Regions from separate parts of the Homo sapiens genome. Here region 1 is linked to region 2. Evidence: read pairs that join two places in POLR2A ChIA-PET (ENCODE). Cell type or tissue: GM12878. All regions are shown on one strand. Each heading gives the region's core, and the rest is flanking DNA. Links, peaks and the distances in the headings are about the cores only.

The links. Peaks named below come from ENCODE experiments on the same cell type or tissue, not always from the same donor. Only the 100,000 strongest peaks of a DNase experiment are listed, where the experiment ranks them.
Region 1: POLR2A ChIA-PET joins it to region 2 with 7 read pairs; 2 of 35 experiments call an interaction of 5 or more read pairs at or near these places.

What each region holds. Positions count from the first base shown.
Region 1 is chr18:58,498,682-58,503,079 of GRCh38, reverse strand. All of the region lies in intron 11 of ALPK2 (alpha kinase 2), which reads left to right. Among named protein-coding and RNA genes, the nearest start is that of MIR3591, 50 kb to the right of the region's middle. In GM12878, for the core only: no CTCF peak of the experiment used is centred there; a DNase peak (open chromatin) is centred at 1,868.
Region 2 is chr18:58,555,469-58,559,866 of GRCh38, reverse strand. All of the region lies in intron 4 of ALPK2 (alpha kinase 2), which reads left to right. ALPK2-AS1 (ALPK2 antisense RNA 1) reads right to left here and starts at 2,845. Exons shown (of 2, transcript NR_188108.1): 1 at 2,679-2,845. In GM12878, for the core only: no CTCF peak of the experiment used is centred there; a DNase peak (open chromatin) is centred at 2,516; H3K4me3 peaks cover 610 bases; H3K27ac peaks cover 2,723 bases.

The DNA of each region.
Region 1 (4,398 bases), core at 282-4,281, 57 kb after region 2:
ATGGCTTATTTGAGAGGGGATCCCAGGAAACGCCAGTAGAGGAGTAGGGAAGTGCAACTGGGGAAGGAAAGGCGACTGGTAGAGTATATTATTAGCCAGTGACTGCCGTGGGCGCTGGAGCTGACATCTGCAGGGAGCCCTGCAAAGCACACTTCTCAGTGAGGGAGCCGGAGTGTGTATACACCAACTACCAGGATCACCAGCTGGCGGCTGCTCTGGGTGGGGGCATTACCTCCCTTGCACTTGTCACCTGCCCACATGGGCAAGCTAAGCCGGATAAAAAACATGATCAGAGAAAGTTCTTAAGCAGAGAAATGCTGGTGTGGCACTAAGAGGTGGAGCCAGGTGCACAGAAGTGGTTGGGGTGTGGGCAATAGGTAAGGCACCAGCAGCTTCTGCTGCAAGGGGTTTCCTATTTCTGTTTGCTGTTAAGAAAATCTGAACTATATTATTTTCTGCCTACCAAATGTCAGATATTGTCCCAGATGAGGATCTCAAGCTCTAGCTATTACATGGTGTTGAAGAGCAAGACCACCTTGGGGTTCTGTTCCCTGCACTGCCACTTCCAGCCTGGTAGCCTGTGGGCAAATTACCTTTCTCAGTGCTTCAGTAACTTCCACACAGAGTTGTTTTGAGAATTAAATGAGATAGTAAAGCGCTTATTGCAGCATTGCCACATAATAAATGGTTCCTATTTCTTTTAACCCATTTTTTTTTATTTGTTTGAGACAGGGTGTCACTCTGTCACCCAGGCTGGAGTGCAGTGGCGCAAACACAGCTCACTGCAGCCTCAACCTCCTGGACTCAAGTGACCCTCCTGCCTCATCCTGCCATGTAGCTGGGACTACGGGAGTATGCCATCACACTTGGCTAATTTTTTCTTTCCTTTTTTTTTTCTTTGTGTGTGTGTGTGTGTGTGTGTGTGTGTGTGTGTGTGTGTGTGTGGAGATGGGGTTTCACTTTGTTGCTCAGGCTGGTCTTGAACTCCTGGACTCAGGTGATCTTCCTGCCTTGGCCTCCCAAAGTGCTGGGATTAGAGGTATGAGCCACTGTGCCCCAGCCTTTATTCTGAAATAATTATAGACTCACAAGGATTTGTAAAAATATATGGAGTGATTCCCACGTATGCTTCACCAGCTTCACCTAATGGTGACATCTCACATAACTATAGTACATTATCAAAACCAAGAGATTGACATTGGCAGAATATAATCAACTACACTAGAAACTTGACTTGGATTTCATCAGTTTTTGTATCCATTCATTTTTTTCTATTATTTTTACTTAATCTTCATAATAACCCTGCAGAGAAGATAGATATTATGATCCCCATTTTACAGAAGAGAAAACTGAGGCCTGGAGACCGTGATTGTCTCTGTCTGCTGTCACTCAGCTAGTAAGTAGAGGGGTCCAAGACTCCAACCCGCATTTTCTGACTCTGAATTCCAAGTTCTTTCCACAAATAACAATTTAGCAAATTTGCAAGATATTTACTTCCAGACCTTTCCAAGTCTCTCCTGATGTTAGAGGGCTCTGGTATGTGTACGGTTCTTCCTCCTAAGCCCTTGGAAGGACTCCTTGCAAGCCAGCTGGGAAATGCAACATTACCGCCTTGCAGATGAAGCCAATCTGCAAATTTAAGTCAGACTTCACTCTTTGAAGAGACTTTGCTGCCACACACACACAAAACATATGGTCTTAACAGACAGCTGTTTGTTCTATTTAGACTCTGGCTGTGCAATTGCTGCTGTCCCCCATCTTTTCTCCTTGCGAATTAATTTTGTATTAAATTCAGCTCTCATGCTGAAAAGCAGCACCCAGGGCTTCATGCACAGTTAGTTTCACTTCCAGGTACTAGTAAACAACAGTAATGGAATATCACATCTCTCTGTAAATGACGTGTGTGGTTTAACGTGGTGGTGTGGCATTAAGTAATGGTGTTTATTTACTCTCTGTTGATGGACAAAAAATATTTTTACTGTCATTGTCATTGTGGCATGAGATAGCGCATCTATTCTCTAAGGAAACTCCACTTTTTATAATTTTACAGAGACACTGGAATTAGAATTAAACTCAAATTCTATCACCACCCTTTTGGACTTTTAAAAGTTAATTCTTCCTGGCTGCATTTGCTCATTTAGAAGATTATGCCAGGTCCTGCAGGTTTGTGGGGTAAAAGATGAGCCTGTGATTTGGACCTGAGACCTGCATGCTGGTGAGACTACCACGCCTTCTAACAAGCTGTCACCCAAAAAACTCAAGACCTTGAATTCTGGAGAATGAGCTTTTTTTTTTTTTTTAATTTTTTTGTATTTTTTAGTAGAGACGGGGTTTCACCATGTTGGCCAGGCTGGTCTGAACTCCTGACCTCAAGCGATCCACCTGCCTGGGCCTCCCAAAGTGCCGGGATTACAGGCATGAGCCACTGTGCCCAGCCAAGTGGAGAATGAACTTCTAATGCTGTTCATTTCCTTTCTTCTGTTAGAAACAACCTGTAGATTACTGTTATCTCCAACTCAGCTTGATAGCTGCACACTAGGATTTAACTTTAGACTCTAGAGATTCCTAGTAACCTTGACATAATTGCTGGCAAATCATTAAACTGACAGGGGGAAGTTTTCTTTTAAAAATTATATTCTGTCTTTCTAAACTGTAAGTGACAGCTGGTAATTGTGGGAAACAAGGGAAAGCAATTCTCCAAGTTCAAGGACCTTTTGCCAAATGACTTTTTCAAATTGGACTTCCATACGGCTTAGAGCTGTAATTTTAAAATACAATTTTCCATGAAACAAGATGTCCAGAGACAGCGTTTGCAATTTGGTGGGTTTTTTTTTTTTTTTTCAAAGCATAGTCCCTGCAATAAAAGCTATGTGAAGCATTTCTACATATGTTTGAGTTATTAGCGGCTTTGAAAGAATGAGATGAATTAGTTACCAACTGCGAAAGAGACTTTTAAAATGGTCACTGGTTCTCCCAAAGTGCCATGTCTAATTTAGCTCACAGGTGCACTGCAGAAAAGCAGGCCTCATGGCTTCTGTCTGCCTAACCAGCCTGAATCCCAACACGTCCTTTGTTTTTGCCATGCTCCCAGCAGATAACGCTGAATCCGAGCATTAATCCTTTAGCTGTCTTTTCCTGGGCCTCAGAAACAGCACTCCACTTGGGTGGGGAACCACGGAAGTAGGTGGCCAGCAGATCTGATCCTCATGGCTGGCTTTAGGGGGATGCTGAGTTTTTTTCTTTCCACAGCCCAAACTGGTTTCTAGGCTGCCAGGGCCCTCCATGGGCAAGTCACGTGCTGGAGGTGGGGAATGCCAGTGCTCACAGCCCGGCCCATGGAGCCCAAGAGGCAGGGGCAAGAGCACAGGAGGCAGGACCCAGGCATCTAGCAGGTGCAGACACACTGGTGGGGTGGCACTATGGGCCATGGGATAAAATGTCATCACTAGATTGCACGGGTAAGGTCCTGGCAGAGGTCCACTGCGTTGGAGCAAGTGCCCATAACCCTCACCCTAAGGAGACAGGAATGGAATTGGTGCGTGGTCAGGGCATGCAGATTCTGGAAAGGTCAAGAGGGAATCCACACTCTGGGCATCAGGGAAGTGCTTTACTTTCCACTAGACCTGAGAGAGGTTCAGGATGCAGGCTGAGACTGGGGGTAGAGTGAGAGAGGGTGGCTCTTTCCACTACAGAAGGGGATGGCAGCTCTTATCCTCCCTCACAGTGGAAAACAGTGGGATAGTCTATTCCCTTTGCCTCCCTGGCTCCCTAGCTACCCTCCCTACCCCTCCTGCTGGAAAGGCACATGCAAAAAAGGGTTCCATATGCTTGCAATGGGTGCCTATTGCTTTTTGCTGAACCAGAGTGGGAAGCTCAGGTAGCTGTTCTACTGTTTTGGTTTTGATATCCCCCACCTATCCCCACCATGGTTTAGTGGGTAGCAGTTAGGATGAGTCCAAGGACCACGTGTTCCAAATGTCTGCTTCGCCAGGCCATTGGTTCAGTGTCTACATAGAACTCAGGATTGTTTCCCGGGGTCTAACACTGACCACCCAGAAAACCTTCAGTCCTGAATTGAAAAACGATCTTTATGGAAATGAGAAATCATATGTCTGAAGTTTGGCTTTGAACTAAACACATGCCCCTTGAGCCCTGTGTTAGTCCATTTTCACACTGCCGATAAAGACATACCCAAGACTGGGTAATTTACAAAGAAAAAGAGGCTAATGGACTCATAGTCCCATGTGGCTGGGGAGGCCTCACAATCATGGTGGAAGGCGGAAGGCACGTCTTACATGGCAGCAGGCCACAGACAGAATGAGAGCCAAGGGAAAAGGAGAAGCCCCTTATGAAATCATCAAATCTCCTGAGACTTATTCACTACCATGAGAACAGTAT
Region 2 (4,398 bases), core at 281-4,280:
AAATAACATGCTTGAAGGCAAGTCTGGATATCCCTGGTTGGGTTTTTACTTCAGGTGTCAGAGAAGCAGCCCATTCCTCACGCAGACTGTGCAAATTCCAGTTGTCTTTGGCTTAGAAAATCTGACGTGGAAGAGAAAACAACAAGAAAAATGGCAATCTACCTGGCATGAAGCCAGCTTTGTGGAGAGTATCACACTTGGGGACTCAAGAAGCCTCAGAAGGTCAGGCCTGAGTCAGAGACTCCATAGCCAATCAACTATAGAATCCCCGGGCCCTTTCAGGATTCTTCTTAGGAAGTTTCCAAGTCCACAGAATCACTAGGAGTTCCTGGCCTGAGGACTGTGATGGGGTGGACTCCAGGAGAAAGTCTTCTGAGAAGGCCACACCCTGAATCAGACCCCTGGGAAGTCAAAGCAGCAGAGATGGAGCAAAGGATGTTGTAGCTGGGGCAAAGGATGTTGTAGCTGGGGCAGGGATCCTCTGAGCAGCCTTTAGTGCAGGGTTTCTCAACCTCCACACTACAATATTGTGGGCCAGATAATTCTTTGTTCCGGGCAGCTGCCTGTGGGTTGTAGGATGTTTAGCAGCATCCCCGGCCAGTAGCGATCTCTTCCCCTCACCCCAACCCCAGTTGTGGCTATCAAAAATGTCTCCAGACACTGCCACAGGTCCCATGGGGTGGGGATGGGGGCAAAAATCACCCCACGTTGATTAGCTTTGGCTAGATTATATACCATCACTAATCACAGTTGGGAAAGAAAATAGTTATCTCATTAAAATTAGTGCTGTCCAATAGAAATTTAATGCAAGCCAAGTATGTAATTTTTTGTAAGTACAATCACAAATTGTGCAACCAACCATTACCACTATTTAATTTCAGAACACTTTCATTATACCTGAAAGAAACCCATACTTATTAACAGTCACTTCCTCTCCCCTTCTTCCCCCAGCCCCTGGCAAATCCTACTATACTTTCTGTCTTGAATAGATTTGCCTGTTCTGGACATTTTGTATAAACGTAATCATACAGTAGATGGCTTTTGTGTGTCTGGCTTCTTTCATTTAGTGTAATGTTTCCAAGGGTCACCCATGTGGGAGAATCTATCAATACTCCTTTTTATGGCCAGATAATATTCCATTTTATGGGCACACCAGGTTTGGTTTTAGTCATGTATCAGTTAATGGACATTTGGGTGGTTTCCACTGTGTGGCCATTACGAGTAATGCTGCTATGAACATTTATGTGCGAGATCATTTTGTGGGCATATGTTTTCAAATTATCTTGGGTAAGTACCTAAGAGTGGAATTGCTGGGTAACTCGATGTGTAACCTTTTGAGGAATCATCACACTGGTTTTCAAAGCAGCTATGCCATTTTACATTCCTACCAGCAGTGTATGATGGTAAGACACTTACGTCTTTTACTTTTTTTGGAAGCCAAATTTTTAAAAAGTACAAAGATACAGGTGAAGTGAACTTTAATAATATATTTTACTAACTCAGTATAACCAAATATTTCAATATGTAAATATAAAAATTGTTAATGAGATATTTTACATTTTTTTGGTATTAAGTCTCCAAACTCTGGTGTATATTTTCCATTCATAGCATATCTCAATTTGGATGCTAATTATTCTTTGGAAATACTTGATCTGTATTTAGAGTTCATGAAATTAATTTGGAAGGGTAGATTCACATATCCAAATTGTTCCAAACCTATTAAAATTTCTCCCTAACAATATCACATATATCAGCTTTTAAATTTACATGCACATTAATTAAAATTAAAAATTCAGTTCCTCCTTCAAACTAGGCATATTTCAAGCCTCACTAACCACATGTGGCTCAAAGCTCCCAGGTTGGATAGTCCAGCTCTAAGTGATTTCTGTTGTCATTGTGATTATTTTTATATATTTTAGAGACGGGATCTCGTTTTGTCATCCAGGCTGCAGTGCAGTGGTGTGATCATAGCTCACTGCAGCCTGGAAGCTCCTGAGCTCAAGGAATCCTCCCACCTCAGCCTCCCCAGTAGCTGGGACTGCATGTACTCAGCTCTATTGTAATTTTTTAAAAGCTATTGCCCTGGGCCTCAATGTTGGTTTTCTTTCCTCTTTTACAGCTGATCCAATGACAAACTATAAATACAATCCAATGACAAAATATAAATATATATATATACACACACACACACACACACGTATATATATGTGTATATATATACACACACACTATAGTTTATACGTAATTCTTATATATAATTCTTTTTCTCTTTAATAGACTTTTTTAGAGCACTTTTAGGTTCACAGAGAAATTGAGCAGGAAGTACAGAGATTTCCCATATATGTCCTGCTCCCACAAATGCACAGCCTCCCCTACTATCTACACGGCATCAGAGACTGCATTTGTCACAATCGGTAAACCTACATTGACACATCACCATCACCCAAAGCCCATGATTTACATGAGGGTTCCCTCTCGGTGGTGCCCATTCTGTGGGTTTGGACGATGTCTAATGACACGCCTCCCCCACCATCATGTGTGATTCTGCCCTAGAGGAAGGGCGGCTTCCTGTATGGCAGTGTTCTTAGCCATGGTCTGCTGGTTTAGAACAAGTGGCAAACAGCAGCACTGGTCACCCATGAGCCCCTCCAGCCTCTCGGCCCTCAACCCTCACAGACCTTATTTCTAGTGGCCAGCCCTGCTGGGCAGCCCCCACTGCCAGGGCTTTAGTGTCCCAGTTGGCATCCTGGCAGCCATGCCACTCATTGGACGGTCTCCACTGTGTCTCTTGTATCACTTTAAAAACAACATGCCACCCTGCCTCCAGGCCATCTCTCAGGTTACCGTGGAGCTACAGGACGAAAGAGGACATGTTCCATTCATCTGTGAGGTCACAGGTTATTGGGCTTAGGAGATCTTATGTGGAATAGGAAGCTGGGGGCTCGGGAGTAGGTAGCGTTTGTCATGAGCTTTCATCATGCAAAGTCTAAGGGCTCATGTCTGCAATGAAGAGACAGCAGCACCGTCTCCCCTGGGGCAGGGATGCCACAGCCCAGCCCTCAGGGACTCCAGGTTCACACAGGACAGTGGCCCAGCCCTCAGGGGCTCTAGGTTCATACAGGACAGTGCTTCTCTTCTGGGGAGTTTGTCAAGATTCAGCGAGTCTGGGGAGGAGCCTGAGACCATGCATTTCTAACAGATTCCTAGGGATTTCTACCCTTGGTATAATGAGGGCTTAGGGCTTTCCCCAGAAAGGATTAAATATGCCCCACCCTTCCCTCCCACCTTCCTCCACCAGCTCCACCACCCCGTAGCTAATAACAGCTGACACGTATTGAAGGTAGAAATGCACGGTGCCTGGGCTAAGCACTTTGCAGCGGCTGGCTCATTTCATTATCTCAACAGCCCTGTGAGATAAAGCCTGTCAGCCAGGCTCTACGTCAGGAAGCGGCGAAGCCTTGCTTTGAATGCAGGCTGCTGACTCCAGGCTCTGTCTCTATCGATGAGGTTAAATAGCTTCCCTAATTCCATTTTAGGTCTGAGTTCCTTAGCTCTCCTCAAAACTAAAATAACTGTCGATAACAGTGGTGGCCTCTGGTGAAGGTGACTGAGTAACTGGGTGGAGAGACACAATTTTTACTATATACCTGTTCACTGCATACCTCATGAATTGTGTGTGCGTGTGTGTGTGTGTGTGAGATCTAGTCCAATAAATTAATGAATAGCTTTAAAAGACAGTTTTTAAGGCTGGGCGTGGTGGCTCAAACCTGTAATCCCAGCACTTTGGGAGGCCGAGGCTGGTGGATCACTTGAGGTCAGGAGTTTGAGACCAGCCTGGCTAACATGGTGAAACCTCGTCTCTACTAAAAATACAAAAATTAGCCAGGCGTGGTGTCGGGTGCCTGTAATCCCAGCTACTTGGGAGGCTGAGGCAGGAGAATCGCTTGAACCGGGGAGGCAGAGGTTGCAGTGAGACGAGATTGTGCCACTGCACTCCAGCCTGGGTGACAGAGCAAGACTCTGTCTCAAAAAAAGTTTTTAAAAGGCCCAGGGCCTTCACAGTTAGAACCATGTACAAGTAGCAGAGCCTACTCTCAGGGCAGGGGGATGAGACAGTGTTCACCATGTTGGGCCACCAGCATCTCCACTGAAATGGTTGGGGTTCTTCGGGCCTCATGCATGCCCCTCCCATTCTCCAGGAGTGTGCAAGGCAAAGCTGGCCTGCAACTTCCCACCAGATGATAAAGGGTACACTTAGCACCTGGTTGGCAAGGACATTTCCAGAGTAGGTAGACTTTATAACAATTCAATAAATAGTAATATTGGTTAATAATGGTGCTATTCAAAGTCAGACATGAGAATTCTTTCCCTTCGGACAGCTTGGAACAAGTCTGAATT